Regions from separate parts of the Mus musculus genome. Here all the other regions are linked to region 1. Evidence: chromatin loops called from intact Hi-C (ENCODE). Cell type or tissue: heart. All regions are shown on one strand. Region 1 has its middle 33 kb from the start of 4833427F10Rik. Region 2 overlaps Flot1 (flotillin 1). Region 3 overlaps Atat1 (alpha tubulin acetyltransferase 1). Region 4 overlaps Ppp1r18 (protein phosphatase 1, regulatory subunit 18). Region 5 has its middle 14 kb from the start of Ier3. Region 6 overlaps Gm41577 (a long non-coding RNA gene).

Evidence for each region. Peaks named below come from ENCODE experiments on the same cell type or tissue, not always from the same donor. Only the 100,000 strongest peaks of a DNase experiment are listed, where the experiment ranks them.
Region 2: a loop joins it to region 1, with 4 times the contacts of the local background. A loop is called at or near these places in 22 of 42 quality-filtered maps.
Region 3: it touches region 1 in a loop (3-fold over the local background); 3 of 42 quality-filtered maps call a loop at or near these places.
Region 4: a loop joins it to region 1, with 7 times the contacts of the local background. A loop is called at or near these places in 16 of 42 quality-filtered maps.
Region 5: a loop joins it to region 1, with 2.9 times the contacts of the local background. A loop is called at or near these places in 5 of 42 quality-filtered maps.
Region 6: a loop joins it to region 1, with 2.8 times the contacts of the local background. A loop is called at or near these places in 20 of 42 quality-filtered maps.

What each region holds. Positions count from the first base shown.
Region 1 is chr17:35,737,442-35,741,441 of GRCm38, reverse strand. No RefSeq gene overlaps it. Among named protein-coding and RNA genes, the nearest start is that of 4833427F10Rik, 33 kb to the left of the region's middle. In heart, CTCF peaks have their summits at 1,593 (motif pointing left) and 3,409 (motif pointing right); DNase peaks (open chromatin) are centred at 1,591 and 3,411; H3K27ac peaks cover 1,557 bases; H3K27me3 peaks cover 608 bases.
Region 2 is chr17:35,827,537-35,831,536 of GRCm38, reverse strand. Flot1 (flotillin 1) reads right to left here. Exons shown (of 13, transcript NM_008027.2): 9 at 1,513-1,694; 10 at 1,373-1,418; 11 at 746-883; 12 at 430-594. Among named protein-coding and RNA genes, the nearest start is that of Flot1, 6.2 kb to the right of the region's middle. In heart, CTCF peaks have their summits at 1,635 (motif pointing left) and 3,360 (motif pointing left); a DNase peak (open chromatin) is centred at 1,606; H3K4me3 peaks cover 749 bases; H3K27ac peaks cover 429 bases.
Region 3 is chr17:35,905,512-35,909,511 of GRCm38, reverse strand. Atat1 (alpha tubulin acetyltransferase 1) reads left to right here. Exons shown (of 13, transcript NM_001142744.1): 2 at 21-81; 3 at 162-253; 4 at 364-424; 5 at 546-659; 6 at 848-949. Among named protein-coding and RNA genes, the nearest start is that of Gm16279, 2.2 kb to the left of the region's middle. In heart, a CTCF peak has its summit at 1,694 (motif pointing right); no DNase peak of the experiment used is centred here; H3K4me3 peaks cover 696 bases; H3K27ac peaks cover 429 bases.
Region 4 is chr17:35,869,380-35,873,379 of GRCm38, reverse strand. The region is part of intron 1 of Ppp1r18 (protein phosphatase 1, regulatory subunit 18); the gene reads right to left. Among named protein-coding and RNA genes, the nearest start is that of Ppp1r18, 4.8 kb to the right of the region's middle. In heart, CTCF peaks have their summits at 1,834 (motif pointing right) and 3,059; DNase peaks (open chromatin) are centred at 2,649, 3,029 and 3,709; H3K4me3 peaks cover 2,826 bases; H3K27ac peaks cover 2,132 bases.
Region 5 is chr17:35,805,773-35,809,772 of GRCm38, reverse strand. No RefSeq gene overlaps it. Among named protein-coding and RNA genes, the nearest start is that of Ier3, 14 kb to the left of the region's middle. In heart, no CTCF peak of the experiment used is centred here; DNase peaks (open chromatin) are centred at 132 and 1,512.
Region 6 is chr17:35,589,099-35,593,098 of GRCm38, reverse strand. Gm41577 (a long non-coding RNA gene) reads right to left here. Exons shown (of 3, transcript XR_876776.1): 2 at 3,456-3,542. Among named protein-coding and RNA genes, the nearest start is that of Gm41577, 2.5 kb to the right of the region's middle. In heart, a CTCF peak has its summit at 2,098 (motif pointing left); a DNase peak (open chromatin) is centred at 2,148; H3K27me3 peaks cover 263 bases.

The sequences.
Region 1 (4,000 bases):
GCAAGATTCCCTGCCTAGGGAATGGTGTGGTCCGTAGTGGGCAGAGACACCCAGGATTCCCTGACTAGGAAATGGTGTGGCTCTTATTGAGTAGAGACAGCCCAGAATTTCCTGACTAGGGAATGGTATGGCCTATAGTGGGCAGAGACAGTCCAGGATCTCTGCCTAGGGAATGGTGTGGCCCATATTGGGCAGGTTTTCTCTCCTCATAATCAAGATCATCTCCCACAAACATGCCTACCAGGCACCCTGACCTAAGCAGTCCCTCACTTAAGCTCTCCTCCCAGGTGACTCTAGCTTGTGCCCAGTTGTCAGTTAATGCTAACCACCGCAGGATGGCCCACCACCCTTGGGAAGGTTAAGCAGGAATCTTTGCGGTTAAGGTGGGAAGGGTGCTCTCTGCCCCCTTCTGGGTGAAGCTTTAGCACAGGTGTCAATAGGAGAGAAACCTGTAAATCCAGCACACGAGGTCTTGAGGAGAGGGAAGGCTCGACCTCCTCCTGTTGGGATTTGAGAATCCAATGAATTGAATATTTTTTCCACTCTACCATCCACACACACGCAGAGTGTGTCTACAGGATGTGCATGGGCTTGGTGGCCTTTACCTGTGATCTCAGCACCTAGGAAGTAGAGGCAGACTGGTTATATGATGAGCCTGGGCTACATGAGACCCTAGACCCTTGTTTAAAAAAAAAAAAAAGGAAGAAGACCGAGGTGGGAACCTGCTTCTCAGAAATGCCACTGAATTCACTCACCCCCAGTTACTTCCTCCTGGTTGTGGTGGGTTCTTTTCTTACCCATTTCTCCTTTTGCTTTATAGAAGTGGAATTGGAGTCATGGAAAGCGTGCTGGTTAGGTTTTTTTCTTTTTCTTTTTAATCAACTTGACACAAACAGGGGTCATCTTGGAAGAGGGAACCTCAACTGAAAAAATGATTCCACCAGATTGGCCTGTGGGCAAACCCACATTGCAGTTTCCAGCCCGTAGTGGGTGATGTCACTGTGGTCAGGTGGTCTTCAGTTGTATAAGAAAGCAGGCTAGGGGCTGGAGAGATGGCTCAGCGGTTAAGAGCACTGACTGCTCTTCCAGAGGTCCTGAGCTCAATTCCCAGCAACCACATGGTGGCTCACAACCATCTGTAATGGGATTCGATGCAATCTGTGTCTGAAGACAGCAACAGAGTACTCATACGAATAAAAATAAATAAATCTTGAAGGACAGAAAGAAAGAAAGACAGAAAGAGAGAGAGAGAGAAAGAAAGCAGACTAAGCAAACCACCCCACCGGGAGCAAGTCAGGAAACTGTGTTCCTCCCTGGTCTCAGCTTCGGTTTCTGCCTCCAGGTTCCAGCCCTGACTCCTGTGAAGGACTTCAACTGTTAGATGAAATAAACCCTTCCCTCTTCAAGTTGCTTTTGGTCATGGTGTTTATTACAGAAATAAAAAATCTAGACTAAAATAGCAGACCAGTAGAGACAGGTAGACTCTTTGATCTCCCATGCTGCCTCATCCTATTCTTTCAGAGCCCTGGAGGAAAGGGCATGAAATAGTGCTGGTGTGACTTGTCCTTGATGAGCTCCTAGCGTCCCCTGGTGGCCACATATTTTGTTTTGTTTTGATACTTTGCAGCCCAAGCTTGAACCTTCGTGTTTGTTCCTCACACAGCCGGCCGGGCTCTCCCAAGCGCTGGGACAGGTTCGTGCTTCTGTATTTTGGTTTCAGGATCCACAGAACTCCATTTTGGATCTCTTCTGAAGGTTTTGCCACAGTCGTGCTGAGGCTGCGGACCTGTTTTTGTAACAGTCATCTATTTTCTGTCTGTTGTATAGGACTATCCTTCAAGCCAAGCATCGGCCGTCTTGGGGAGCTCAGCTGTTGCCTGTTGCAGAAGGATCACCCCAGCTGAGCTTGTGTTAGTACCTATAGATGGGTGGGGTCAGGAGACCCTCACCTGAGTATCCAGCGCCCTTAATTGCTCATGACCTGGGGGAGGAACTACAGTCTACACACCAGGAAAACCGGGGTCAGGGGTCCATTTTACGGCAGGCTGTGGAGAAGCCTTCATCCCTGATGGGTAAAGGTTTCCCAGGTGATGCTTATTGCGAAGGAGCACCCACACCTGTGCTCTGTGAAAGAGCACATTGGTTCACCATTGTGAACCTTGCTGGTTTGTCGTTCGGACCTTGAAGGAGGGGTAGACCTTGGAAAAAGTCAGAGCTCTGCTCTTGCCAGCCTCAGGTTGCCTCCAGCCTCTCCACAATTCCTCAGTGACTGCTGGTGGTGACTGGTGACCATTGGTTAATTCTGGTTTGGACACTCATTTAAAGCAGCTGTAGACATTTTTTTCCTGGGGTCACCCTTTTCTGTGTGTGGGGGGGCTCAGTCTCTCATCTGTTTTAGCAATGGATGTGTCGGTTTGTCTGTGTGGGGAATACACACCTTAGTGCCGGCAGTGCTAGGACTCATAAGAGGCCATGGGACCCCCTGGGGCTGGAGTTATAGGCTGTGGTGAGCAGCCGCTGTGAGTGCTAGCAACTGATCTGATTCTCTCAAAGGTCAGCATGCACTCTGAAGTGCTAAGCCATCCTCAGGTCCCTTTCTTTTGAAAAGCAGGGTCTCACGTAGCCCAGGATCTTGCTTAGATTAGCTGTTCTCAAACCTTCCTAATGCTATGACTCTGTATTACAGATCCTCATGTGATAGTGATCCTCCCAACCATAAAATTATTATCATTGCTACTTCATAACCGTAATTCTGCTACTGTTAAAATCTTAGTGTAAATATCTGGGGGTTTTGATCTTCTTAGGCAACCCCTGTGAAAGGGGTCATGGCCCTCAGGTTGAGAACCAATGGCGTAGATGACCTTAAACTCTAGATCTGCCTCTGCATGCTGGGATTACAAGCCCGTGAGTGCTGGGACTGCAGGTGTGGACTGTTGTGTCTGGTTTATAAAGTGCTAGGGTATAGAACTCCATGAGTGGTAGATACCAACTATGCTATAACCCCAGCTCCTTCTTTTATTTTTAGAGATAGGGTTTCTCTGTGTAGAACAGACTATCCTCGAACTCAGAGAACCACCTGCCTCCATCTCCAGAGCTCTGGGATTAAAGGTATGAGACACCGCTACCCAACCCCTTCTTTAATTTTGTCATAACCAATTTTGTTCATGCCAAGACCAAACCTTACTTTTCTCATTCAGGGATCCAGACAGGAGCATGGCTGATGTCTTGAACGCTTCCTGATGTGGGGAGTGCTTGATGCTGACGAGGAAAGGAAGAGATTCTAAAACAACACTTTAGGACATCCCTCTATTGCAAAGGCCAGGGCAGAGTGAATGTGCGGTCCTAATGTTCTGTGGCCCCGCCCTGCCTAGGCCAGTGCAGAGCGAATGTGCTGTTCTAACGTATTATGGCCGCCAGAGGGCAGAACTGAGTCAAGAAGAAGAGAAGAGCAGGAGATGGCCGCTCAGAAACAAAAAGCTAAAGAAACTGAGATCGCTAACGGCCGCCAGAGAAGCACATTCCAGCGCGTATTCTCAGTGCCTTGGCATTTCAGTGTGGCTTTCTGTCCATCCAAGTCCATCCCAGTACAGGGTTGAGTTTGCAACCCTTTCCTTGGTGGGTGTTATGGTGCATGCCAGTGACTCCAGAGGCTGGCAGGCCACGATTGCCTTATTGAGTTTGAGCTAATTTGTGTCCAGCAGACTCTCTCTCAAAATAAAAAGTAAGAGGGGATTGGAGAGCTGACTCGGTGATTAAGAGCATGTACTGCTCTTTCAGAGGACTCGGCTTTGGTTCCTAGCATGCTGGTATCCAGCACCTCACAATCGTCTATAACTCCAGCTCTAGGGGTCTTTGATGTCTCTGGCCTCCACAAGCACCTGCACTCACATGCATACACATACACACAGTCGCATACACATAATTAAAACAATAAAAATAGTTTAAAAGTAAAATTAATGGGGCTGGAGAGCCTGGGGTGGTAGCGTACATTCATCCTTGA
Region 2 (4,000 bases), 90 kb before region 1:
AAAAGAAGACAATCTTAAGACGAGGAAACGGGCACAGATTGGCAACCTGTCACAGGTGATTTTACTTATCTTTGCCACAGCTGGGTAAACTCCAGGGAAGAAATGATATGGCAGGAAATGACTGGTGCTCTGCTTCCCAGTCATGGGGACTGCATCATTTAGTCATGTTGGAGGGAGTCCTTTTGTGTGTGCGCGTGCACTTGTGTGTGAAAGGTGAAGGTTAATTTGGCTGTCATTTCCCAAGCACTGTACGTTTTCAGGATCTCTCACTGGCCTGGAACTAGCCAAGCAGGGACCTGACATAGGTTCTGGGAATTGAGTCACTGTCTGTGACTTCCTGGGCTCCCGGATGCCCATTAAGCACCCAACCTACTGTGTCACACAATTTGGGTACGCAGTAACAACACACACTCTGCATTGCCCCCTCACCTGGGAGATGCTGACGCCTGTGAGCCTCTCCACACTCTCCGGCAGGCGGCTCAAGATGTCCAGTACTTCCCCAGTAACTTTGGCTGCCCCCATGGTTCCGCTTCCACTAGACACCAGCGTGATCTTATTGGCTGAGGTCAGGGGACCACTGATCTCTTCTGCCACCTGGTAGGCAGAGATAGCTATGACTACCACCCATCAGATTCACCCCACAACTGACCATAATTCCTCGCTACGGTCCTGCCTTATATTTGGCACCCTTGAGGACCCCCCCCCCCAGTCACCCCTCCTCTCAGAGTCCCACCCGATTGCAGACCTGGGGCAGTTTCTCCAGCAGCATGTCCAGCTGGGCGGCCTCCTGGTACATCTGGAAGGCTTCTGCCTTCTTGGCCATTTGCTCAGCCTCAGCACGAGCGCGGGCACCTATAGCAAAGGCCTCAGCTTCCCCTCGCATCTGTAGAGGGCACAGGGCATTCAAGACTGATGGCAACTCATTAAGGATACCAAATTCTGAGGCCAATGAGATTCAGAGGGTAAAGGTGCTTGCCAGTAAGGCCAACAACCTTACTTAAAAGAGTAAGGTCAGAAGATCTGACCTCCACATTGGCAAGGGGCACCACCTTGCCCCCCCCCATTGGAGGGGGAGGAGGGAGAGAGGGGGGGAGGAGGGAGAGAGGGGGGGAGGAGGAGGAGGAGGAGGAGGAGGAGAGCAGCAGCAACAATAACAGGGTTCCATTGTGAGTGCCTTGAATCCCAGTACTTGGGAAGCAGAGGTAGGTGGGTCTCCCTGAGTTTGAAGCCATCTTGTTTACACAGTGAGTTCCAGGTCAGCCAGGGTGACACAGTAATAGTCTTGCCTCAGAAATCCAAAAACAAGCAATAGAGAATAAGAAACCCTAACAAGCCCTTCCCTGTGTCCATCAGGAGCCATACCCCAACTCACCCGCACAGACTCAGCTTCGGCTTCTGCCTGCATGATCAGCTGGGCCCTGGGGACAGATGGGAAGCAGTTCACAGTCAGGGCGCCTTTTCTGACTATGAGCGTCAAGGGGCCGAGAGGGGGCTCAGGAAGGGGACTGTTACTTCTCTGCTTCCGCCAGGCGCTCCAGCCTGTAGCGCTCAGCCTCTGCTGGCTTGCGCACGCGAGCCTCCAACTCCTTCTCGCGCCGGGCGATCTCCTGCTCCTGCACTGCCACCTGCTGGGCGCGCTCAACCACCTGCACCTGCACCCGCTGCTCCTCGATCTGCTGCTTCGTCTTGGCCACCTAGGGAGCAAAGGGTACTTGAGTCATGGCTGGGGAGCGGGTGGCCTGAGTCAGAGAGAAAAGCCAGCGCCACCAGTGGGATACACAACGTGGAAGAGACCCAGGAAGCATTCTTCTGGTCAGCTCAGCCTACTCGGTAGTGGGATCCATTTCAGGCACAGAATCAAGCCAGGGCCTGGGAACCGCCTTGTGACTTCTTAGAGCAGCTAGGCTAAGGACTTAGCGTCAGAATGGATGAGGCTGGTACTTGCCCTCCCTGGGTAAGTCGCTACAGTATGAGGGTCCCGAGGGCACTGAGCCCTTTGTGGTCATAATCTACCTCCGCAGTCCTGTTCACATGTCTCCATTTGTCTTTGCTGCCAGTCTTAAGAGTAAGCCACCGGCTGGGTGTGGTGGCACAGGCCTTTAATCCCAGCACTTGGGAGGCAGAGGCAGGCGGATTTCTGAGTTTGAGGCCAGCCTGGTCTACAAAGTGAGTTCCTGGACAGCCGGGCTATAAAGAGAAACTCTGTCTCAAAAAACAAACAAACAAAAAAACAAACAAGAGTAAGCCACCATCAACGCCAGCCTGGGCAGCTCAACGGTCAAGTACTGCCTTTCACACCCTGCCAGCAGATATCTTTTAAAAAAATCTTTTGCACACAAAATAGGAACAAAATAAACTCAAAAGGAAAGGAGACATGTAGAAAGTGGCTTCCTCCCACCTCTTGCCTCAAACCTCATGGTTCCCTTTCTAGAAGCAACTGCTATAACCAGCTTCCAGAGATCATGTGTGTTCAAATTTCTTTTTTCTTCACCAAACAGGGTTTCACTATGTAGCTCTGGCTATCCTGAAAATCAACTATAGGCCAGGCTAGTTTCAAACTACTGCCTCCCTAGTGCAGAGATTAAAGGCATGAGCCACCAACCATCTCTCAATATTTGCTTGTTTGTTTATGCATGCATGCATTTTATGTACATGGGGTGCTTTGCATGTGCATCTACATACTAGAAGAGGACATTCCATCTCATGGGACTATGGTTATGCTATGTGAGCCACCGTGTGGTTGCTGGGAATTGAACCCAGGACCTCTGGAAGAGTAGCTGTGCTGAGTCATCTCTCCAGCCTTTTTTTTTTTTTAAGGTAGGGAGTTGTCACTCTGTAGAAAGGCTACCTTAAAAGTATAGAATAGCCAGGTGGTAGTGGCGCATGTTTTTCATCCCAGTACTTGGGAGGCAGAGGCAGGCAGATTTCGGAGTTCGAGGCCAGCCTGGTCTACAGAGTGAGTTCCAGGACAGCCAGGGCTATACAGAGAAAACCTGTCTCGAAAAAGCAAAAAAAAAAAAAAAAAAAAAAAAGGATAGAATCTGAGCTGGCTTCAAACTTGATGTGAGCTTGGACTAAGATGGCTTGGGGAATAAAGGCATCTGTCTCCAAGCCTGACTACCTGAGTTTGATCCTGGGGGAACCTCATGGTAGGAAAGAGCTGGCTCTTGCAGCAAGTTGTCTCTGACCTGAACATACATAAATTTAATTAAATTAAACATAATTGTGGCTGGAGAGAAAGCTCAGCAGTTAAGAGCACTGGCTGCTCTTGCAGAGGTCCTGAGTTCAAGTCCCAGCACCTGCCTGGCACCTTACAACCATTTCTAACTCCAGTTCCAGGGGATCTGATGCCCTCTTCTGACCTCTACAGGCACCAAGCAAGAACACACGCACACGGTGGACACATAAACATGTAGGCAAAACACTCATCCCATAAACACGTAACATAAAAATAAATCTTTTTTGTTTGTTTTTTTTCAAGACAGGGTTTCTCTGTTTAACCTTGGCTGTCCTGGAATAGCTCTGTAGACCAGGCTGGCCTCCAGCTCATAGAAATTCACCTGCCTCTGCCTCTCAAGCGCTGGGATTAAAGGTGTGTGCCACCACACTGAACACCTTTAACCCTGGCACTGGGAGGCAGAGGCAGGAGGATCTCTGAGTTCAAGGAACAGTGTAATCTATACTTTTATCAGCTAATCAATATATAATTTTGTTTAAGTGTTTCTGTTTAAAGATACCTTTTAAGCTAGGCATTGTAATCCCAGCAGTAAAAAGAGTGAAATGGGAGGACTGCTACATGTACATGTTTTAGTCTAGCCTGGGCTACTATGTAAAGCACTTCATAGCCTCCAGTGCTAAGGGACTCCACAAAGCACGTTAGTACTATCTGAATTCTTTTAGTGAGTGTGTGTGTGTGTGTGTGTGTGTGTGTGTGTGTGTGTGTGTGAGTGTGTTGTACCCTCAGACCTGAGAGATGATACCCTTTGAAACCATCTGCAGC
Region 3 (4,000 bases), 170 kb before region 1:
CCGGGCCCCTCTCTCTGTAGTGTGGATCTGCAGCAGCAAATCATGACTATTGTAGATGAGCTGGGCAAGGCTTCTGCCAAGGTACGGGGCGCCTCTAGGAGGAGGAAAGGGAGATGGGTGGCAGATAAGGAGCCAAACAAAGTAGATCTTCATCTCTGCAGGCGCAGCACCTCCCTGCACCCATCACCAGCGCTTTGAGGATGCAAAGCAACCGGCACGTTATTTACATACTGAAGGACACCTCAGCCCGACCGTGAGTCTTACTGTCATTATTCCCTGTGAATCAAACTCTTCTTACCTCCCTTTTACAATCTCTCCCAGACAGTTGCTCCTGCCTGGTTCATTATTTCCCCCATCCCACAGGGCAGGGAAAGGAGCCATTATTGGTTTCCTCAAAGTTGGATACAAGAAGCTCTTTGTACTGGTGAGTGTCACTGCAAACTAGCCATTTGTAAGCACTGGTGTCAGAGAAGAAATGGGGGCGGGGTGGGAGACAATGAAGAAGATGCATGGCTCCTAATGAGTATGTGTTCTTGACCTCTTAGGATGACCGGGAGGCTCACAATGAGGTAGAACCCCTTTGCATTCTGGACTTTTACATCCACGAGTCGGTGCAACGGCATGGCCACGGGCGAGAACTTTTTCAGCATATGTTACAGGTACCCAACAACCTTTACCGATTAGTCAGAATAGATCTAAAAGGCTCTTCACCCCGAAGCTCTAGGAGGCCCTGCTCCATGGCCCACAGTTGGTCCCCTTTTCTCTGTATTCCCTTACCAGGCTCCCAGTATCCTGCTAGCATGCTCCTCCTACAACCCCTGCCCCCAAGTTTTCCGTTTTCCTGCAGAAAGAGCGAGTGGAGCCCCACCAACTGGCCATTGACCGACCATCGCCGAAGCTGCTCAAGTTCCTGAATAAGCACTACAACCTGGAGACCACAGTCCCACAGGTTAGAGGCTCTGCACCAACCCTGGAGACGCCTGGCTAAGTTCTACCTCGGGTTGTTTCCATGTTGTTTTAGACTTACCTCATTTTCGTGTGTTTGAATGCTTTGCTCACATGTATATACATGCACCATGTTCATGCCTGTACACACAAGTTAGAAGGGGGTGTCAGAACGTGGGAACTGGAGTTACAGATGTTTATGAGCCACCATGTGGGGGCTGGGGGATTTGAATCTTAGTCCTCAAGAGCAACCAAGCGCTCTAAGCTTCTGAGCCACCTCTCCAGTCCCTATTTTTGTTTTTTCAAATAAGGTCTCAGTGGGTCACCCTGGCTGTGCCGTACTCACCTTGTATACCAGGTTGGCCTTGAACACACAGATCCATCTATTTCTCGCTCCAGAGTGCTAGGATTGAAGGGATGCTCCACCACCTCAGCTATACTTTTTATGAGGACTTTATGCCTGAGCTCTGTATTGACAGCACTCCTATCCCTCTTTCTCCCCCTCCAGCCCCTCCCGTGTCCCCCTCTCCCACTATTGTCTCTCATTATTGTTGCATGTACATGTGCACAGGTATATAGATAGGCTAAATGCATATATAAAACCCTCTGAGTCCCTCTAGTTTTGTTTATATGCACCCATCTCCAGGGCTCCACCGTGGGTTTTGTTGTTGTTTTGGTTTTTGGTTTTGGGTTTTTTTTTTTTAAAGATTTATTTTATATATGAGTACTCTATCTGCATGTACACCTGCATGCCAGAAGAGGGCATCAAATCACATCATATAGATAGCTAATGAGTCACCATGTGGTTGCTGGGAATTGAACTCGGGACCTCTGGAAAAACAGTGCTCTTAGCCACTGAGCCATCTCTCCAGCCTGCATTGTGGGTTTTTAAAACTGGATCTCACTAAATATCTCAGGCTGGCCTTGAACTCACAGTGACACTCCTTCTCTACCTCCTGAGTAATGGGGTCACAGGTATGCCTTGATGCCCAGCTGTTCTGTGTTTGAAAGACGCTTGCTATATACACACCAAACCTCACTCTCCTCAAATGGATGATCCTCCTGCCTCAGCTTGCCAAGAGCTAGGATTAAGTCATGATGTCCAGTGTGATTTATTTTTGCAACTAAATCTTTTTTCTCCTTACTCATTACATATTCTAGAAGCATTCATCCTGTCTTTTGGGGAGCTTTGCTTGCTTGTTTGCTTGCTTGCTTGCTTGCTTGCAGGCTTTTTGAGGCACAGTCTCCCTCTGGAGCTCTAGCTATCCTGAAACTCACTATATAGATCAGCTAGCTTCAGACTCTTGAGAGATCCGCCTGCCTTTGCTCAGAGTGCTGGGACTAAAGGCAAGCACCACAAAGGTCACCCTGCCTCTACCTCCAGAGTTCATCACCACACCTGGACATTGGCTGTTTACTAGACCTTATTTTATCCCCAAACACAACAGCTTGTTTCTACCTTGTTCTCCCACAAGTCCATTACATTAGTCATCATTTATGGAAGATCCAGAATAATAGACATTCCAGGCCTCAGGAAGCTTGGTTTATCATGGGACAGTGATTCTGTGAGTTTAGAAACACATTACTAATGCGTTCAACAACTGTTTATTGTGTATCTGACACTGTTGTGGGCACTAGGAATACTTTACACAACCAAACAAAAGAATCCAAATGTGGAACCAGACAAACAACTTATTCTAGGGCCAGGCAAGGGTGGTGCATGCCTTTGACTCCAGCACTGGGAAGGCAGAGCTCTGTGAGTTCATGGCCAGCCCGGTCTAAATATTGTTTTCTGGGGCTTCTAGGACCCCCTGGAGAGGCCCTGTCTCAAACAAACAAACAAAAAACCAAAAGGCATGCTTTACTGTTGATAAGTGTTCTGAGAAAATGAAACCAGTGCTGGTGAGGGAGGGGCTTACAGGTGCGAGCGAGTCAGATATTGGCAGAGCTCTCAACAGAGCTCTCAACTGAGAGGATAGCTCATTTGTGCGAGAGCATGAAGGAAGTGTGTGGAGGCACAGTGTCCCAGAGGAGTGATGGCCAGTATAAAAGGCTGTGCAGTGAGAATATGCCCACAGCAGTGTGACCGAAGGAAAGTAGTAGGTGAGAGCTAAAGCCAAAGGAAGGGAGCACACGGGTAGGGCCACACAGGTCACCTGTCTCCTTCACTTTGCTTGCTGTGCCAAACAAACAAGCCATAGAGGGAGCCAGGGTGGAAGTTCAGAAGACGGATAGGAAAGCAGAAATTCCTGATGAAAGGGAGTCAGGGACAGACCCAGGGGCAGCAGTAGAGGTAGGAAACGGTGGCATCTGAGGGTAAAACAAACATAATTTCCTTATGGAATAGATGTGGGAAAAATAGAGTTATGATTGGACCCAAAACAATAGGAATAGGAAGGGTGACATTGCATGATATAGGTAGATTGGCTTTCGGGAAAACATTTAGGAGTCTTTTTTTTTTTTTCTTTTAGATTTTATTTATTTATTTTATGTATATGAGTGCAGGTAGTTGTGAGCCATCATGTGGTGGCTGGGATTTGAACTCAGGACCTTCAAAAGAGCAGTCAGTGCTCTTAACTGTTAAGAAATCTCTCCAACCCCAGGAGTCTTGTTTTGACTGGTTTGGAAGTACAGGCTAGCTTTGAACTTACAAGAAATCTTCGTACCTCAGCCTCTTTAATCCTAAGGTTATTAGGAGTGAATCACTATGCCCAGTGTTGGAGTTGATTTTTAAAGTAGTCAGGAGTTTGAGACTAGCCTGGGTTACCTGAAATGCTGAGTCAGTTAAAAAAAAAAAAAAAAAAGGCAGTATTAATCTCAGCACTCCTGAAGCTGAGGCAGACAGATATCTGTGAGTTCAAGGTCAGCCTGGTCTACAAAATGAGTTCCAGTCCAGAGAAAGATTCAGAGTGAGACCTGTCTCAAATAAAAATAGTAGAGAATGGTGGGAGAGGCACATTCTTCACACTGGACAGGTTAGCCCAATTACATGGACATGTGGAGCAGCTGGCCCGTAAGTAGTACCAGCAGATGGCCTGTAAAATATTAACATTGG
Region 4 (4,000 bases), 130 kb before region 1:
CACACAGACATGCAGCCAACCACCCGTGCACACAAAATAATAAAGAAATAAATAAATTAAAAAAAAAAAAAAAGCTGACATTCAGATGGAGGGAGGTGACCAGTCTGAGGCCAACCTGATCTACATAGAGACCCTGTCTTTAAAAATAAGCACACACAGGCTGGAGAGATGGCTCAGCAGTTAAGAGCACCGACTGCTCTTCCAGAGGTCCTGAGTTCAAATCCCAGCAACCATGTGGTGGCTCACAACCATCGGTAAATGGGACCTGATGCCCTCTTCTGGTGTGTCTTAAGAGAGTGATGGTGTACTCATACACATAAGATAAATAAATAGATAAATAAGTCTTTAAAAAAAATAAGCACACACATACCCACACAACCACAAAAAAAGAGAGAGATTTTGCCATGGCAAGGACTGGGTAAGTAAGGCAGAATTAGGGTCTCTTTCCTTCGCTGCTGTGATGCAGAGGTAGTATACAAGCCAGCCAACCAACCAACCTGAAGTGAGATGGGCACTCCAGATTCAGGAATGGATAAGACAACAGAAAGGTTTGGACAAGCCAAGGGATGTTCAACATACAGAAGAGTCCCTGGAATATGGAACTGACAAAGATAGAGAGCCAAGTCCAGGCAAACACTGGGTAGGAATGGAGAGCAGCCCACAGGGTACTCACAAAAACAGAGGTCAGAGAAAGCCAGAAATCCCCCCAAAACAGGCTGTCTTCGCATCCTTCCCCTTTGCCCTCCTAAGGAGTTCTGGGACGCTGTGGGATTAACTCTGTAATCCCAGGGGTTTAGGAAGACAAACAGAAAGGGATTCCAGGTGATCTGTCCAGGGCATCTGTGACCCAGCATTCCAGAGCCTCCACGTGAACTACAGCATGGCTGCAAGGGGCTGATGAGAGGGGACAACTTGGTCCCTAAGGAAAGCAGGGTACCCAAGACTGTATGTGTCACTCCTTGGGTCCAAATCCTGCAGTGGCTGCTGCTGCTTCTCCTCCTCCTCTAACTCTTCTTGGCTCTCCCTCCCCCCCCCCCCCGCCCCCTTCTTTCTCTAAGACAGTGTTTCTCTTTGTATAGCCCTAGCTTCCTGGATCTGGCTCAGTAGACCAGGCTGGCCTCTACCTCACAAATGCGGCATGCACCACCATCAGCACCCAGTATTCTGCAATGGTTTATTTCACCTCGCTTTGAACAAAATCCAAAGCCTAACCAAATGCAACTGGGTGATATTTGCTTCTGCCTCCAGGCCTCTGTGTTGACTGTCCCCTCTGGCTGGAAGGGGCCTCCAGAGCATCCTGTTCAGAAGCTGCCACATCTGCATCCTGCTCTGTGTCCTGACCATTTTACATGCACCCTTGTACCAATATTTCCATAATCACTCACCCACTTCTTTTTTTTTTTTTTTTAAAGATTTATTTATTTATTATATGTAAGTATACTGTAGCTGTCTTCAGACACTCCAGAAGAGGGCGTCAGATCTTGTTACAGATGGTTATGAGCCACCATGTGGTTGCTGGGATTTGAACTCCTGACCTTCGGGAGAGCAGTCGGGTGCTCTTACCCACTGAGCCATCTCACCAGCCCACTCACCCACTTCTAACCCACTACAGAGACACAACCTCTCTTAATATCTGGGGGGGGGGGGGGGAGTCTGTAGTAAGACATCTTCACACAAAATGCCAGTGTCCTCAAGTCCCTTATATAAGATACATAAGTAAATTGCATACAACTTACACAGGTCCTCCATGTACCTTCAAGATCATCATCATCATCGACTTGGTGTTTTGCCTGTAACTATATGCACCATGTACATGCAGTGCCTAAGAAGGCCAGCAGAGGGCATCAGATACCCTGAAACTGGGGTGGAGGATTCTGAGGAGGATATAGGTGCTAGGAACTGAACCCAGGTTCCCTGCAAGAGCAGCAAGTGCTCTTAATGGCTGTGCCATCTCTCTCTAGTTCTGTTCTGTTTTGTTTTTATTTCTGAAAATAGAGCTGACTAAGCAGCCCAGGCTGGTCTTGAACTTGGCATCCATAGATGGAATTTCAAGCCCATGCCACCCTCCTGGAGGGCCTTGAATATTTTTGGCCTGTGCTTGGTTGAAATCAAGAATAACCCTTGGTGCAGAAGGCTGCGTTGTACCGACTATTCATATACACAGTTGTCACATGTCATAAGATAAGGGTCTGTCTGGACATCAGCTAAGGTTGGTTGGTTCCAACAACCAACAAAGAACCAAGTCTATGGAAAATGCCCAGAGAAGCGAGGGGCGGCCACCAGATGGCTCAAACTTCAGTATCTGAAAAGGAACCCTTACTGGTTCTGCTGTTGACAGACTTAGCCGAATTTCTAGTTCATTCTCCTTTCTTCCTAAGCTCCCTTCTCCAGCCTCTGCAGTTTATCATCTGTTCTGTGAAGGAATTCATTTTACCTACTCCATAGACTTCTGTGTCGTCGTCCCCCCCCTTTGTTTCACCACCCCCCAGTTTCTGACTGGGCTTCTTAGGAATGCATAACCCGAATTAGGGGCGGGCAGAGAGGGAAGTGACTCACTAGATCCTCTCATCAGCTATATAAGGTCACCAGGGGGCCGGGGAAGGAGGGGAAGGTCTCCAGCCAGAGAGGATGCTGGGCAAAAGCACCAGCTACAGCACCCCCCCCCCCCAAAGGACTGGGGTGGTGTCTGTCATGATGGCAGGTTTGATAGAAGTAGCCAGAAAAGGAACTACTTAGGGAAGGTGAGGGATGGTGGTAAGGGTTGGAATAGAGCCAGCGCAAGGCACAGTAATCCTTGCTGAGGCTGCACAGACAGAGAACTGAGCGGTGAGGATGGAGACTCAGAGAGGAAGAGGTAAATGGTCAGGTCTAGGGAACTGTGCAGCCTCTTCCCCACCCCCACCCCCACCCCAGTGTAGCTGCTTCCTGATTCTCTCACCACATCCTGAGTAGTTCTTTCGGGGCCTGGGCCCAGTGTTCCCACTCAGTGCTACCAGCCTTCCGGGCCCCCACCCCAGGCTTCCTGTTTGGAAGGTCTGCTTCCGCCCCTCCTACTGGATGACCTAGGTACGGTCACCAGCACAGGTCCTGCTCTGTACTAGGCTCCTTGGCTTCCCCCAGATGGTTCCTAGGTAGGAGCCACAAAGCCTTGTGTCTCCCTCTGCTCAGTCTCCAAAGCCACAGCCAGCCTCAGTAGGAAGTGACTTTTCAGAACACCTCACCCTAAGAGAATTTCCTGTCCTCTGTCCTTTCTAGCTGCCCAGCCCTGAGAAGAGAGAGCCAATAACCCAGACAGAGGCAGGGGAAGAAAAGTCACGTTCAAGAATAGGATAATGAAAATGGACACTTTGTACATGAATTAAAAACAACAAAAAGATGAACTGGGAGGAACCAAGTGACTCATGAGCTTAGCCCTGATCTTTGGTCCTCATGGTGGCCTATTGACACTGAACACACACACAAACACATGAAAGAAGGGTGAGACAGGCTTGCCAGGCCCTGGGAAGATTTGTGTTGTGTGGAGGGCCTTCTGGTCTGAGGCGTCTGACTGTAGCACTGTCTCTCCTCAGAGATTTTTTGACTTAGGAAAACTATTGGTACATATCAGGAAGGTGCTGGGCCGGAGCCAAAGGGAATAGTTACCCTATCCAGTGCTTCCTTGCATGTCTGCATTTCAGCCTAACCTCTGACCCTCTGCTGGCCTCAGCCCCACCCCACCCCACCCCGCCCCCAACTCTCACAGTGCCTGAACCAGTCGCAGCTCTGCAGCTCTCAGCTCAGCGCAAAAGAACTTCTCTCTGTTTCTACCCCAGGGGAGGGAGAGGCCAGGGTAGCAGGAACAGAGGGGGAAAAAACCCCCGAGGCTGAGACAGTTCTGTGGGGGGAGGGGAAGCCCAGGGAGGAAAGATGGGGGAAGGGACTGGGATATTTTGGAAGAGAAGGCTTTTCTTGTCCCTAGAGAGAAGGAAGCACTGTCTAACATTTGCCCAGTTTGGGGGGA
Region 5 (4,000 bases), 68 kb before region 1:
CGATGGTGTCACACACCGCCCATTCAGGAGTCTAGAAACCAGTTCCTAGGAAAACTCTGAAGAAGTAAATTTCTGGTTACATCCATGACTTCTCCAGAAAGGAACCGCAGAATAGGAAAGGGAACTGAAAGGGAACTGAAGCCGCTGAGCTCCGCTCTCACCGGTCAAGAGGAAAAAATCGTCTTATGTGCTCAGCAATCCTCCTAGCAGCCCTGCAGGACACCCCTGTGCCGCTGGAGACACACACAACTGCAGGCCACAGGCTGGAGGAATGCAGTGTGAACCCCACGCGCATCAGGCTGACTGTCAAATGTCTCCCAACTAAGAGACATTGGAGGTTAAGACATAAAATATGCTCTAGAACATATGCCTTTAAAGTCAGCACTGGGGAGGCAGAAACAGGCAGATCTCTGCAAGTTTGAGGCCAGCCTGGTCTGTGTATGGAGCTCCAAGCCAGCCTGGCCTACATACATAATGAGACTCTATCTAAAAAAAAAAAAGAAAAAGAAAAAGAAAAAGAAAAAGAAAAAAAAAGTTTATAACCTAGTTAAGGGAAAATAAGAGATAAACATATCTACATAAAAATATTTATGTAGCTGAGCAGTGGTGGTGCTCGCCTTTAATCCCAGCACTCAGGAGGCAGAGGCAGGCAGATTTCTGAGTTGGAGGCCAGCCTGGTCTACAGAGTGAGTTCCAGGGCAGTCAGGGCTACACAGAGAAACCCTGTCTCGGAAAACCAAAAAAAAAAAAAGACCTTCTGTATCTTGGTGTGCATCCGTCTCACACATAATAACTAACATTATTTCATATATTAGACCTTAACAAATACTTCTCTCCTCCTTAGATAATGCCACATAGCTAGGCATGCTGACTCATGCCTATTAATCCCAGAGTTTGGAAGCTGAGGCAGGGGAATTGCCACAAATATGAGGTCTGCTTCTTCTACATAGTGAGACCTGGCCTCACTCTTCCCTCAAAGCAAATCAAACAAAAGGATGGAGCTGGTGGCAGAGCTGGCTGAGGGACATTGGAATGACAAGGCAGAAAAAAGCAAAGGTTCCAGAATTCCCTTGGAGTGATCTTACCATAGGACGGGGTGGGGTGATGGAGGGCTAGGGAGGTCTTGGATCACGCACAGAATCCGAAAGAGAGTGAGGCTGTGAGGACAGACTGGATTTAACTCCTGGCTCCTTTAGCGGAAATGACACTTGCTCTTCTTTCCCTTGTAGTTTTTAAGGAGATAATTGAAAAACCCATTTTACTTTCTAGAAGTTATAGTGCGAGCTGGGAGTACTTAGTGGTCTATTTTCTCTCCATTCCCCACTGGGATGATCGGCCTATTAAAAACAAAACCAGACTCTGCAGGACTCGAGACTTGGGCACTTAGCCGTCACAGTGCAAGAGCTGCTTTTATTTCATAACCGGGTCTGAGATGAGTTTCCACTGGTGTGTGCCAGCACGTAGCCCAATATTATATAATTCCAGCTTTGTCCTTGATTCCTGCTGTGAGGAACACAGGAAGCCCAGCCCTGCCCATCCAGCAGGCTTGCCTGGCCTGCTACACAACCACTTCCTTGACAATAGGGGTGTGGAAATATTCTGAAGTTCTAGCATGTGACTTCAGCTTCCTCACGTTTTTCTAATGCTTTTGCCTCTCTTCTTCCTCGTGTGCGAGCCCACGCAGGCCAGAGGTTTTTTTTTTTTTTTTAAAGGAGTTCCTACTGAAGCCTGGATCTTACTAATCAGATGATGAGATTGGCTTGTCATGTCACCCCAGGCCTCAATGTGTCCTCACCTCCTCAGCATAGAGATTCCAAGGGTTGCCTTGTTGTCTTGTTCTGGCTCTCTGTTTTTGTTTCTGTTTTGAGACAAGATTTCACTTGTAGCTCTAACTGGTAGACCAGGCTAGCCTGGAACACACAGAGATCCACCTGCCTCCGCCTCCTGAGTACTGAGATGTAAAAATATCAGCATAGCTGCCTAGATTGATTTTATCTATTTAGGGAACTGGAGAGATGGCTCAGTGGTTAAGAGCACTGGCTGCTCTTCGGGAGGACCCAGGTTCAATTCCCAGCACCTCGGCGACTCACGACTGTCTGAAACTCTGGTTGCAGGGAATCTGACAACCTCTTCTGGTCTCTCAGGGCACCAGGCACACACACAGTACACAGACACTTTCAGGCAAAACACTTAAACAAAGAAGATAACAAAGTAACAAAAACATTAAAAGGTTTGGTAAATTTGAAAAGTATTGTTGTTTTTATTTACACATACATGTGTTTGTGTGAGGGTATGCTACAAATGTGAATACCCATGGAGGCCAGAAGAAATCGTCAGATTGCCCTGGAGCCAGAGTTAGAGGAGATTGTGAGGTACCAGATATGGGAGTTAGGAATCCAGTTCAGGTCCTTTGCAAGAACAGCAACCACTCTCAACTGCTGAGCCATAGCTCCAGATCCAAGTGTTGGCACTTTGGAGACAGTGTCTCATTCTGTAGCCCAGGCAGCACTGAAGCTCACTGTGTAACCCAGGCTGGCTTCTAGCTTGCACCAATCCTCCCACAACCCACCCACTGTTCAGCATAGCATCCAATTCACATTGAGTATTTAAAGCCTCAGGAGACTCAGGTTAGCCCAGGTTAGGTGAGGGTGAAAAAGAGAAGTCCCCTTAGCTGGGCATGGTTGCAAGGCCTGTAATTCTAGCACTCTGAAGGGTGGTAAGAGGACTGGTGTGAGTTCAAATCCAGGTTGGGCTGCAGAATGAGACGTTTCTCAGAAAAACAACAGTAAGCCAGTCATCACACATGCCTGTAATCCTAGCACTGCAGAGGTGAATGCAAGGCAGTGAGGAGCTCTAGGCCAGCTTGGGTTAAATGTAAGACACTTCTTCCAAAAAGCAAAACCCAAAAATAACAGAAAAGGACACATTAACTAATTAATAGCTCTTGGCTGTTTTGGTTTTGAGACAGTGTCTCATGTAGCCAAGGCTAGCCTTGAACTCCCAAGCATCCAGTCTCTCTCCAGTGCTGATATTAAGGCATGCACTACTATGGCCATTAATATTTTTTAATTAATATTTTTAAAGCTTTTTATTTTTAGGGGAAAGGGGATTAGGGTTTCTCTGAGTAGCTCTGGTGGCCCTGGAATTCCCTCTGTAGACCAGCCTGGCCTTGAACTCACAGAGATCCACTTGATTTTGCCTCTCGAGTGCTGGAATCAAAGGTGTGCACCATCACTGCTGGGATAAATCTTCATTTTACTTTATTATTTATTTATGTATATGTATGTGTGTATGTGTCCAAAGAGATGAGAGAGGTCAGCTTCTTGAAGCTGGACCTCCAGTTGTGAGTTGTTTGATGTGAGTCCTGGTGACTGAATGTGGGTCCTCTGCAAGAACAACGTTTGCTCTTAACCACTGAGATATTTATCCAGCTGTTTTATCTATCTATCTATCTATCTATCTATCTATCTATCTATCTATCTATCTATCTATTTTTGAGACAGGGTCTCTTGTAGCTCAGTCTGTGATCTTGAATTCCATGATTCTCCTCCCTCTATCTCCCACTGGAGTTACAGGTATTGCACACAGATGGCTCCTCACAAGAACCCAGCAATTGCTACCAGCAAAGGTGAGAATGTGTGTAAGATGGTCAGATGCAGAAAACACCCACAGCATTCCTATTTCCCCTAGTAACTTGTATTTCTTTTCTTTCTTTCTTTCTTTCTTTCTTTCTTTTTTTGGTTTTTCAAGACAGGGTTTCTCTGTATAGCTCTGGCTGTCCTGGAACTCACTTTGTAGACCAGGCTGGCCTCGAACTCAGAAATCCATTCTTTTTCTTTCTTTCTTTTTTCTTTTTTTCCTTTTTTGAGACAGGGTGTTTCTCTGTAGGCCTAGTTGTCCAGAAACTCGCTCTGTAGCCCAGGCTGGCCTTGAACTCAGAGAAATGACACTTCTACTTCCTGAGTGTGGGATTAAAGTTATGCATCACCACCTCCTGAAT
Region 6 (4,000 bases), 150 kb after region 1:
TTGCCCTTGCAAAGGACCCAGACTATGTTCCCAGCAACTAGGTGATAGCTCACAGTTGTCTATAACTCCAGCCCTGCCTCTGCAGGCACTGGACACACAGGTGGTACATAGACATACATGTAAGTGAAGCACTCATGCACATAAAATCGTAAATCTTAGGGCCGGGCGTGGTGGCGCACGCCTTTAATCCCAGCACTTGGGAGGCAGAGGCAGGTGGATTTCTGAGTTCGAGGCCAGCCTGGTCTACAAAGTGAGTTCCAAGACAGCCAGGGCTATACAGAGAAACCCTGTCTCGAAAAACCAAAAAAAAAAAAAAAAAAAAAAAAATCATAAATCTTTTAAAGTTAATAAAATCTTTAACTTTGTGTGCACGCAGTGACTATGTGGAGTTCAGAGGACAGTCTGTGGGGTGGTTCTCTCTCTACCCCGTGGGCTCCAGAATGAATCTCAGCTCATCAGGTTTGGCACCTTTACCTACCGCGCTACCTTGCTGGCATCACTATTTAAATTGTGAGTCCTATAAGGGCAAATGCAAGGACTCCTATTAGCTTCGCTCGGGTTTTGCATTTCTCAGTGGGAACAGGAAAATGCTCATATTACGGGGCTTTTAAGGACTATCGATGAGGGCAAAGCAAACGAGAGAGTTGAGTCCCGGCCTCTCTTTCATACTTGAAGAGGCTGAATTCTGTGTGAGGTGGCATTGTGCCTGCCTGAAAAACATCTTTTCCCAATCTCCCTTACACTCTCTGTGATGGCGGGGCGCTGCTCTGTCTGTGTGGTGTCTGTAGAAGTCGCTGCGGCTCCAGAGAGGAAAAAATAAAGAACACACCTTGATAACCCCCCCTGAGCCCCTGACCTTTCACAGGGGCTCACTAGAGCGACAAAGATTGGCAGTTAGCTTCCAACCACAGTTGCTAGTTCATTCATGTACAAAACTCAAGGGTAGTTAACCCATACCTGTTTCATGCCTCACCTTTTGCGCATGCGTCCAGCCCACCCCATCTAATAGCCTCGCTGTGTGATTAAGGAGTGGAACCAAGTCTGGGTGGGCTCAGCTGACACACACCATCACGATGCATCCTGAACTGAGTAGAACAGACATGCTCACCCCAGAGAAATAACCGCTTAGGTGAGTCACTCTTACAAACACATCTCGGCTACCGGCGCACATTCCAATCAGCCCGCATCCACCGCACGAGGATGCTGCGACACCTTCCTTATAAAGTATCTTTGACACCTTTGTAAACACAGCTGCAGTCAGGACTTTCCCTACCGTTTATCTGGCACAGACACCCCTTCGGTCTCTTACACCTCAGTGGAGCCAGCCAGGAGGTAGACTTGAGTTTCCGTAAATATATTTGTTCACTGCCTGCATCCTCTGCTAGAGCAAGAAGTGTCAGGCAGTGGTGGCGCACTCCTTTAATCCCAGCACTTGGGAGGCAGAGGCAGGCGGATCTCTGAGTTCAAGGCCAGCCTGGTCTACAAAGTGAGTTCCAGGACAGCCAGAGCTACACAGAGAAACCCTGTCTAAAAAAAAAAAAAAGAAGTGTCCAAAACCACTGAGGCATCTTTCCAGGCTCCTGAACAGTATTAGAAATCTAGAGAAGTTGCCAAAAAATGTGAACCATTAAAAAGTCACTGGAGCATCCCACTAGGAGCTACTGTCAACCGGACAATAGACCGGTTCTTTCCGGTTACCATTAGTATTCACTCCGGGTGATGAGCAGCCTGCTGCTGCTCTCTGTTACATGAATGGCAGCACCACAGAGCTGCAAACAAATTAAAGAGCAGCTAGTTCTAGAAGCTTCCGGGTTGGTGAAAACGGAAGGTAAAGGAGTGGAACCAAGTCTGGGTGGGCTCAGCTGACACACACCATCACGATGCATCCTGAACTGAGTAGAACAGACATGCTTAGCCCAGAGAATGGATGACATGGTCTGAATATATGCTCAGCATGCAAAAATAAATAATGGGAGAAAACAAGCCACAACAGTCAAACAACTATGGAAACAGTATCCATGGCAACCAAGGAAGGCCTCCAGAAGCAATCAAGACTGCCCGCCTGCAAACCCTAGACGAAGCGTGCTCATGAGCCCCCTAGTGGCAAAACTGGGTAGTGGCCCAGGGATTAGCGTCTCTCCTAAGAGTTAGTTGATTTATTATTTTCAAGAACGGAACTCGGGAAGTTGGCATGCATTGAAGTCCCTAAGATCCCTGTCACACCCCAGCTCCCTTCTCAACCGTGCTTGACGACATGTAGGCAGAGCACACATCCACTAACACCAACCAACTCCCTCTGACTATAAAGACCCCATTGGCTACGTAACACCATTCTTGCATGCACCACTAAGAAAAAAAAATAATCAATTTGGCTGGAACATGACGCTAGTGCTAGGACATAGCCACATTCGAAAGACGTTAAATGTGAAAATAATTATGTTTTATAACCCACAAAATGTGATAAGTGGCTTGGTGAGTCACTTAACCCCAGGGCCTCACTTCCTCACGTAAAACAGTTACGCCCTTCGGCCGCTTACTCACGCTGTGTTCCTCACGGGGCACTAACTCTGAGACAAGCACTGACTTCAGCTGGGAGGGTGAGTGAGAGCGGGACAGCAGAGATTTACCGAGTTTTCCTCTTCCAGGCGGCACTGCAGGGTTTTTTGGTTGTTTTTGTTTGTTTGTTTGTTTTTTAACCTTTTTTCAAAAACTTTAAAATGGCAGACGTGCGTGCGTGCGTGCGTGCATGTGTGTGTGTGTTGTTTTGTTTTTTTGTATTTTGAGAGAGGGTGGAGTGTACCTCATGCTGGCCTTGAACTTGCCAAGGATGAGTGAATTCCTGATGCTCCTGCCTCTGCCTTCCAAGGGCTTGGAATTCAGGCGTGCAGCAGGACACCTGTTCTAACTGTAAGGCTTCTGACGACCCTTGTCACATTAACAACCTGAGTCAGTGGTTCTATGACAAGCTGCAGAGTGAAAACAGAACCCAGATAAGGCCAGAACACCTGGGTCCTCCTTCACAGCCATAGGCACGCCCGATCCAGTTTTGTTTATCGGTTCCTCAATGGATTTGGTCATGTCTTGCCTCCTCCGCCTAACTTATGGCTTATCAAGATGAGGCTATATTTTTCTCCCAGTGAGGCCCTTCGAATAAAATAAAGTGGTAGTCTAAAAAACAACAACAAACAAACAAAAAAACAAAAAAGAAGAAGAAGAAGAAGAAGAAGAAGAAGAAGAAGAAGAAGAAGAAGAAGAAGAAGAAGAAGAAGAGGAAGAGGAAGAGGAAGAGGAAGAGGAAGAGGAAGAGGAAGAGGAAGAAGAAGAAGAAGAAGAAGAAGAAGAAGAAGAAGAAGAAGAAGAAGAAGAAGAAGAAGAAGAAGAAGAGGCTGGAGAGATGGCTAACAGTCCAGAGCACTGGCTGCTCTTCAGGAGGTCCCAGGTTCAGTTCCCAGCACCTCCGGGGTGGCTCACAACCATCTGCAACTTCAGCTCTAGAGGATCCGACATCTTTTTCTTCTGGCTTCTGCATACAACAGGCGCACCTGTGGTTCACAAACATACATGAAGGCAAAACATCCACATACATAAAATAAAAATAAATCTTTAAAAACAAAAAAGACAGTAAAGGAGACTCCACTAAAGTACAGTGACAAAAAAATCCTTTGGAGACAGAGGCAGGAGAATATCTGTGAATTTGAGGCCAAGTGTGGTCTATATAGCAGGTTCCAGGCCAGCCAGGCCTACATAGTAAGATCCTATCATAAAAACAAACAAACAAACAAACACATCAAAATATCTGTGACTGAGCTGGAGAGATGGCTCAGTGGTTAAGAGCACTGACTGCTCTTCCTAAGGTCCTGAGTTCAAATCCCAGCAACCACACAGTGGCTCACAACCATTCATAATGAGATCTGACGCCCTTTTCTGGTGTGTCTGAAGACAGCTACAGTGTACTTATTTATAATAATAACTAAATCTTTAGGCCAGAATGAGCAGGGTC